Linked DNA regions of Homo sapiens: region 1 is linked to region 2. Evidence: read pairs that join two places in POLR2A ChIA-PET (ENCODE). Cell type or tissue: Caco-2. All regions are shown on one strand. Each heading gives the region's core, and the rest is flanking DNA. Links, peaks and the distances in the headings are about the cores only.

Region 1 (4,402 bases), core at 170-4,169, 330 kb after region 2:
TTGATAACAAAGAAGAACTAATTATTAATTTATTTCAAAATGCATGTATTATATTTGATGGGCCACACTAACAGTTATAAACCAAACAACAGATTGGGAATGGGGAAGTGGATGTGGTGAGTTCAATCACATGTCTGGGAAAAGTCAATAGTGAAGACAGAGTCTCACAATTTTTTGTCATAATGGAGAGATGAAAACACAGGTAGAGGATTTCAAACAACAGAGTGGATGGTGAGTTAAAAATGCTGAAATTCTTTCCTGGTGTCTAACTTAATGCAATGTGGTTTATCTCTTTGCTCTTTTCTCTACTATTCAAATTTAGGATAATAAAGATTAAATGTTTCTAAATCTTACTTTACAATATCAAGAAAAAAAGGTATGCTTTTGCCCACGGAAGGGCAAAGCAGAGCTATGAAAACCTGCTGAACACATTCTTTATTTTCAACACAGGTTCTTGTCTTTCCATCATGAAATGCACATTTTATTTGTACTGTATTTGGGTGACCACAAGTCAACAACAAGATAATTCACAAGACCCTTGCCTTAGATGTGTCGGCAATAAAGTAATCAGGCCAAAATTTTTACTTTCCTTTGAATTTTTCAATTCAAACACAATGTATGCTTGCTTTTACACAGTAGGGTTCAGGGATTAGAGGGTTGGCTCTTTAAAAACCGTCAGAGACACAGGCAATCCTACACAAAATTCTCAGAAGGAAGGCGCCTACGCCTGGGAATGCCCAGATGCCCCTCAGAGAGTTGAAGATGGCGTTTCTCTGAGTCAGGTCAAAGTTAACACATTACCTTCGCTTCAAAGACTGCTTGGCTTCCTTTCGGTGGATTAGTCAAGATGTTTTGCTGACTGAGACTAGGAAATCTATAGGAGGGCGGGTTAGTTTACATTGTTCCTTGTCATTATCGCTAAAACACTCCAAAGCCTTCCTTAAAAATGCGCACTGGGCTAAAAAGGATAGACAAGGAACACATCCTGGGCCGGTAATTACGCAAAGCATTATCTCCTCTTACCTCCTTGCAGATTTTTTTTTCTCTTTCAGTACGTGTCCTAAGATTTCTGTGCCACCCTTGGAGTTCACTCACCTAAACCTGAAACTAATAAAGCTTGGTTCTTTTCTCCGACACGCAAAGGAAGCGCTAAGGTAAATGCATCAGACCCACACTGCCGCGGAACTTTTCGGCTCTCTAAGGCTGTATTTTGATATACGAAAGGCACATTTTCCTTCCCTTTTCAAAATGCACCTTGCAAACGTAACAGGAACCCGACTAGGATCATCGGGAAAAGGAGGAGGAGGAGGAAGGCAGGCTCCGGGGAAGCTGGTGGCAGCGGGTCCTGGGTCTGGCGGACCCTGACGCGAAGGAGGGTCTAGGAAGCTCTCCGGGGAGCCGGTTCTCCCGCCGGTGGCTTCTTCTGTCCTCCAGCGTTGCCAACTGGACCTAAAGAGAGGCCGCGACTGTCGCCCACCTGCGGGATGGGCCTGGTGCTGGGCGGTAAGGACACGGACCTGGAAGGAGCGCGCGCGAGGGAGGGAGGCTGGGAGTCAGAATCGGGAAAGGGAGGTGCGGGGCGGCGAGGGAGCGAAGGAGGAGAGGAGGAAGGAGCGGGAGGGGTGCTGGCGGGGGTGCGTAGTGGGTGGAGAAAGCCGCTAGAGCAAATTTGGGGCCGGACCAGGCAGCACTCGGCTTTTAACCTGGGCAGTGAAGGCGGGGGAAAGAGCAAAAGGAAGGGGTGGTGTGCGGAGTAGGGGTGGGTGGGGGGAATTGGAAGCAAATGACATCACAGCAGGTCAGAGAAAAAGGGTTGAGCGGCAGGCACCCAGAGTAGTAGGTCTTTGGCATTAGGAGCTTGAGCCCAGACGGCCCTAGCAGGGACCCCAGCGCCCGAGAGACCATGCAGAGGTCGCCTCTGGAAAAGGCCAGCGTTGTCTCCAAACTTTTTTTCAGGTGAGAAGGTGGCCAACCGAGCTTCGGAAAGACACGTGCCCACGAAAGAGGAGGGCGTGTGTATGGGTTGGGTTTGGGGTAAAGGAATAAGCAGTTTTTAAAAAGATGCGCTATCATTCATTGTTTTGAAAGAAAATGTGGGTATTGTAGAATAAAACAGAAAGCATTAAGAAGAGATGGAAGAATGAACTGAAGCTGATTGAATAGAGAGCCACATCTACTTGCAACTGAAAAGTTAGAATCTCAAGACTCAAGTACGCTACTATGCACTTGTTTTATTTCATTTTTCTAAGAAACTAAAAATACTTGTTAATAAGTACCTAAGTATGGTTTATTGGTTTTCCCCCTTCATGCCTTGGACACTTGATTGTCTTCTTGGCACATACAGGTGCCATGCCTGCATATAGTAAGTGCTCAGAAAACATTTCTTGACTGAATTCAGCCAACAAAAATTTTGGGGTAGGTAGAAAATATATGCTTAAAGTATTTATTGTTATGAGACTGGATATATCTAGTATTTGTCACAGGTAAATGATTCTTCAAAAATTGAAAGCAAATTTGTTGAAATATTTATTTTGAAAAAAGTTACTTCACAAGCTATAAATTTTAAAAGCCATAGGAATAGATACCGAAGTTATATCCAACTGACATTTAATAAATTGTATTCATAGCCTAATGTGATGAGCCACAGAAGCTTGCAAACTTTAATGAGATTTTTTAAAATAGCATCTAAGTTCGGAATCTTAGGCAAAGTGTTGTTAGATGTAGCACTTCATATTTGAAGTGTTCTTTGGATATTGCATCTACTTTGTTCCTGTTATTATACTGGTGTGAATGAATGAATAGGTACTGCTCTCTCTTGGGACATTACTTGACACATAATTACCCAATGAATAAGCATACTGAGGTATCAAAAAAGTCAAATATGTTATAAATAGCTCATATATGTGTGTAGGGGGGAAGGAATTTAGCTTTCACATCTCTCTTATGTTTAGTTCTCTGCATGTGCAGTTAATCCTGGAACTCCGGTGCTAAGGAGAGACTGTTGGCCCTTGAAGGAGAGCTCCTCCCTGTGGATGAGAGAGAAGGACTTTACTCTTTGGAATTATCTTTTTGTGTTGATGTTATCCACCTTTTGTTACTCCACCTATAAAATCGGCTTATCTATTGATCTGTTTTCCTAGTCCTTATAAAGTCAAAATGTTAATTGGCATAAATTATAGACTTTTTTTAGCAGAGAACTTTGAGGAACCTAAATGCCAACCAGTCTAAAAATGCAGTTTTCAGAAGAATGAATATTTCATGGATAGTTCTAAATACTAATGAACTTTAAAATAGCTTACTATTGATCTGTCAAAGTGGGTTTTTATATAATTTTCTTTTTACAAATCACCTGACACATTTAATATAGGTTAAAAAATGCTATCAGGCTGGTTTGCAAAGAAAATGTATTACAAAGGCTGCTAAGTGTGTTAAGAGCATACTCATTTCTGTTCTCCAAAATATTTCATAAGGTGCTTTAAGAATAGGTATGTTTTTAAAAGTTAAGTTCCTACTATTTATAGGAACTGACAATCACCTAAAATACCAATGATTACAAACTTCCTTCTGGCCTTCTGGACTGCAATTCTAAAAGTGTAAAAAACATATTTTCTGCATTAAGTTAGGCAGTATTGCTTAGTTTTCAAAGTGGTAGGCTTTGGAGTCAGATTATTTTGATTCAGATCCTACATCTACTGTTTAGTAGCTCTGTTGCCTGAGGCAGGTCCCTTAACATCTCTGTGTGTGACTTGACCTTTAAAATTTGGAGACTGTCATAGGGGTTAATCCCTTGAGAAAATGAATGTGAAAAGTTAGCCTAATGTTAACTGCTATTATTATGGATTACCATATTTTCACATTCATCACAGTACATGCACCTTGTTAATATAAGATGCTCAATTCATCTTTGAGTATAATTTTGTGACTCTCAATCTGGATATGCAATGAGTGGGCCTGTATGAGAATTTAATTTATGAAAAATTGTGTTTCACATGGCCTTACCAGATATACAGGAAACACGTCACATGTTTCTATTGTATGTTGTTAAATGCCTTAGAATTTAACTTTCTGAATAGGATCCCTTCAGTTTGAGAGTCATAAAAGAGTAAAATTATTATGGTATGAGTTATAGATTGTATTGAATATCTCTTTATATGTCTAGGTTTTGTCATTGGAAAACCAAAAAGTTTGGAAAAAAAATCTAAGTTATTTCTTACTTTCTTAATTTTGTGTGGATTTCACATCAAGTATAAAATTTGAAGAACATCTGAACTATCATAATCCATATATATATATAAAATAAACATAATCTAAGAGAGAATTTCACCATGAAAAATTCAGGTAGTTCATGACTATCAGAGCAAACAAGTACATTAAATTGAAACTTTTATGAAAATAACATTTA
Region 2 (4,402 bases), core at 264-4,263:
CTTTGCAAGGTTTTGAACAGAGGAGTGACATGACCAGTCTTAATTTTTACAGGCTGCTGTGTAGCAGCAGAGAAGCGGAGGAGTCGGTCAGCAGGCTCTTGTATTAATCTTGGCAAGCCACAATGGCAGCTCAGGCCAGAGTGGTAGCAGAGAAGGTGGTGTGAAGTGATCAGATTCTAGATATATTTTGAAGGCAGGACTAGCAGAATTTGCTAATTAATCAGATATGCAGTACAAGAAAAAAGAGAAGTCAGGGCTGATTCTAAATATTTGCCTTGAAAGGGAAGGAGTTTGTGTCAGCTAAGATGTGGAAGTCTGGGGTGAGAGAGGTTTTTTGAGAGAAAATTACGAGTTCAGTTTTGAACATGTTACATTTGAGAGAGCACCTATTCATTGTTATCTTAAGTAGTGACTTCTTGATCTTTTTGTGGACTATGACAAATGTATACTTTGTTGGGACATTTTGGGGGATTTGATTAGATCCCTCTTAAAATATAGTTGGTGAGGAACTTCAGGAAGATAAAATCTAATTGATTTCAGAGAAACTGTGACTATAACAGTCTTTGCAGAATACAGAATGTAGTGTCTTGTGTGTTTAATTTATATGTCTATAGATCTCTGCTTCTTCCCTGTTTTACTCAACACTGTTTTTCAATCTGTCCATTTTTGCTCTATGTACCTCTTGCATCTAGTTTGCAGTTTCTAACTGCTGCATCATATTCCATGTTGTGTTCTTACTCTATTTTACTTAACCTTTCCTCTAGTGAAGGAACTCCAGGTTTCTTCCAACTTCCTGTTATCCCAGCAGTGCTGCAATGAACATCCTTGTAGACATGTGAGAAACATTCATTAGGCTGTGGGATTATATACGTGCTAGATTCCAGTGAGTCCTGCAATTTCACTCTTCAGAATGGCTGCCTATGATTAAATTCTTACGAGCAATACCTGACTATGCCCATGTATCTCAGTACTAGGCTCTGCTTCAAGCACGTCTATATTTAATATACATATTTATATATTTTAAAAATTTATTACATATAGCTTTTCATGATGTTATTTCATAATTTAAAAATACTATGTAGTTTTTTTCTTCCTTTTCATTTTGTATTTTATTTGGCTAGTTTTTACTCTTATTTTGCCTGATTAGTCTTGGCAGAGGTTGTCTATTTTGCCAGTCTTTTAAAAACAATTAGGTTTAGTTTATTTCCTCAACTTTTTTGTTTTTATTCTGTTTTTTCTTTCCATATTTGTATTATTGTTTCTTCTCCTCCTCATCCTTCTCCCCCTCTATCCTCTGTGTTTGTTGCCTTTTTACCATTTGATCCTAAGCATTTTTAAATTTCTTTTAAATTTCATTTTACCCTGTATAGTATGTTTTACCCCTCGTCATTGATTGATTTTTTTCTTTACATTATGCTTAGAAAGCATACATCATATGATATTGATTTGGGGAGAATTTATGGTCACTTCCCCTGAGGCCTAGCATATGGTCAGGTTTAATAAATGTTATATCTGTGTTTGAAGGGAATATAATCCCTGTTGGGTATAAAGATTTGTATGTATTTACTAGTTTGAGCTTATAAACCATATTATTCAAATCTCATATATCAGCTTATTTTGTCTCTTTGCTCTATCAGTTTCTAAGAAGAATGTGATAGAATATTCACCTCCAACTGTTTATTAATCTGTTTTTTGCATGCTCAGTTATTTGTTCCTTTATATATTTTGAGGTTTTGTTGTTGGGTGCGTTTATGTTGGTGATTATTATGACTTACTGATATGTTATTATGAGTATATAATGTCTCTTATATTTATCTTCCTTGAATTTTTTAACATATGTTAAGAATACCTACTCTAACTTATTGTGATTCATATTTAACTGGTTTATTGTTGTCTAAATTTTATAATCAAGCTTCCTATAAGTTTTTGATGGATCATTTGGATCTGTAAAATTTTTGATGAATATTGTCTTTATTCAAATCTGAGGGTTTTATACTTTTGATTGCTATGTTTATCCCATTCGTGTTTATAGAGAGTAACAGAATAATTACTGCTTTTTTTGAGCGTGTGTGCTGTCTTTCATGTTTTCTATGTCGTACTTTCTCTCCCATTGAAAATATCTTCCACTGATTCAACATTTTAAATTTCTGTTTTATTCTTCTGATATTCCCAACTCACTAAGATCCATACTTATATTTATGGTTCTTGATCAGTTACTAAGCCTATCACTATGTCAATATCTATAAATTATTCCCAAATGATAGAATTAATTTAGCATATGGTGCCCTGCTTCCCACCCTAAATCAGGAGGCAACCATGGACATTTGTGAACAGCTTTTCCTTCTGTGAGATGTGTGGGGAGCACTGATGTCTGAGTTTCTGCTGGGCTGGCAGGGTTGCTTCTGTGAGCAGAAGCCAGTGAAGTTGTTGATTTCTAGGGTAAGCAGAGAGGTGATCACTGGAAACAGACTTATTTCAGACCTGGGCCACCAGGAACAGAAACCAGAAAACAGGCAAAGCCAGCAATGCATGCGATGACCAGGGAGGACAATGAATTGGGTCTCCTGGGTTTCCCTTTTAAATAATCAATGCAAAAGCGTTGATCATATCCTTCTTCCTGGACCGCTATCTCTACTGCTTGTTAAGAGCAGATACCCTGGTTAGCCTTTGCCCTCTCCTTGGGCCTGGGGAAGTTACCTTTGTGACTCAAGAATCCTCAGGTACACAAACCTGCTTTCTGGGACCTCCCACTGAGCCATTTAAATACAAGCTTAGGCTCTAGTAGGACATCTTTACTCTTTCACCAGTAAAATCATTACTGCCTAAACAGAGTAAAGATAGTTACCACCGACCTTCCTACCCCTAAACACCCATTTCTTTAAATCAGGTGGGCTGTCCTTACAGCTTAATGTATCACTGTCCCATTTTCCACTCTTGATTCATGATTTCTTATTGTTCCATGGAGGGTCAGGAGGGGCCCTTCTCAAGTTTTCATTGGAGAGATGCTCTCTGCTCCTACTCTGATGGGCTCCTCTGGCATTTAGGTGTGTAGAGGTATTCTCACCCTCCAATTTTTGCTATATGCAAGTATTTCATTTTATCACCTTGACTGTCCGTGTCCTACCTTTTTTTTTTTTTTTTTTTTTTTGAAGGCATTGTTTTTTGAGCCCATTGACATTTTATTCTAATTTGGATGGATAGCTGTGGTTTTTTTGTTTTTCTTAAAACTTGGTTCTGCTTCTTTTACTGTGTCTTTCCTCCTTTTTCTTTTTTTAATTGGAGGAACTTACTTCAGAAGTCTAGTTATCCTTGGCTAAATGTTAACATTTAAAACCAAGCACCAAAAAGCTTTTGGAGGCTGTATGTTTCTATCTAGGGATGATTGCCTGATAGGGTTTACTTGTGGTTGCCCGGGCAACTGGCTTATCATTTAATCACACACTGCCCTCAAATGTCAGTACCTGGATCTTTTTTTCTGTGGTGGTTCATTTCCTCCATGGAAAGATCGTCAGGTCTTTTCCTTGTGGACTATACACCTGACTGCCAGTGTTTCTGGGATCAGGTTGGGAGACAGAGCTGTGTCGTTCATTATCCAGACTGTCACCTTAATTATTCTGTTGTTAGCACCAGGCCTCGCTCAGTCCCTCACTCTGCCTGATATCCCTGGTTTCGTGGTTGTCTGAGGTGGGAAGGAGAAACTGGAGTGTCTAGTCACTATGGGTATAGACTTAAACCCAGTCTTGTTCTCTGGCTTCTTCTGTGCCTCATGCCTTCAAGTGCTGAGGTCCTCAGGGATTCTGTTTCCTTTTTGTTTGAATCTCTCCCTGAAAGTATTTTAGGAGGTAATGTTGTCCACTCTTTTCATGCAGTTACCCATATTCCATAAGCTTTACATTGCCTAAAAATTCTTCATAGTGTTCCATCTTCTCTTGACTCTTCTGTTTCTGGTTTTAGCTTTTTTAAGCTCTTCAGGTGGCCAGTTTGGCATTTCAGTTGTAACCTCTTTTCAGTTACTTCCCTCCTGGAACACTCTTTCCTGCTGTCTGGGTCTCTCACTTGTGTAATTTCTCTTCTGCCTCTCCATCTGCTCCTTCTCCATCTTTTCCCTGGCTCTTCCTGCCTGCAGCTTCTCAGTGCTGGAGGGCTGCAGCCTCTGCCTGGGCCTCCATTCTTCCCTGTGACACTCCCTTTCCAGCCGTCTCACTTGGCCATCAATTCTAAATACAGGCTGTAAGGTAATGACTCCTATAGTTGTATTTCCCTCTTCTCTGTTGAACTCCAGATTTATATTCATTTGCCTACCTGACATCATTACTTAGGTATCTAATAAGTACCTCAAACTCAATATGTCAAAAAAATTGAACTTTCCAATCATTTATGCCAAATCTGTTTCTTCACTATC

Evidence for each region. Peaks named below come from ENCODE experiments on the same cell type or tissue, not always from the same donor. Only the 100,000 strongest peaks of a DNase experiment are listed, where the experiment ranks them.
Region 1: POLR2A ChIA-PET joins it to region 2 with 6 read pairs; 1 of 35 experiments calls an interaction of 5 or more read pairs at or near these places.

Annotation. Positions count from the first base shown.
Region 1 is chr7:117,478,192-117,482,593 of GRCh38, forward strand. It overlaps CFTR (CF transmembrane conductance regulator), which reads left to right and starts at 1,834. Exons shown (of 27, transcript NM_000492.4): 1 at 1,834-1,956. The coding sequence starts at 1,904. RefSeq lists a silencer at 1-1,527, promoters at 1-1,870, 119-1,870, 1,083-1,869, 1,271-1,903, 1,731-1,856, cis regulatory regions at 1,017, 1,092, 1,494, 1,645-1,652, 1,896 and an enhancer at 1,775-1,801. In Caco-2, for the core only: a CTCF peak has its summit at 2,979; a DNase peak (open chromatin) is centred at 1,700; H3K4me3 peaks cover 3,976 bases.
Region 2 is chr7:117,146,468-117,150,869 of GRCh38, forward strand. All of the region lies in intron 9 of ST7 (suppression of tumorigenicity 7), which reads left to right. Among named protein-coding and RNA genes, the nearest start is that of ST7-AS2, 3.1 kb to the left of the region's middle. In Caco-2, for the core only: no CTCF peak of the experiment used is centred there; a DNase peak (open chromatin) is centred at 2,684.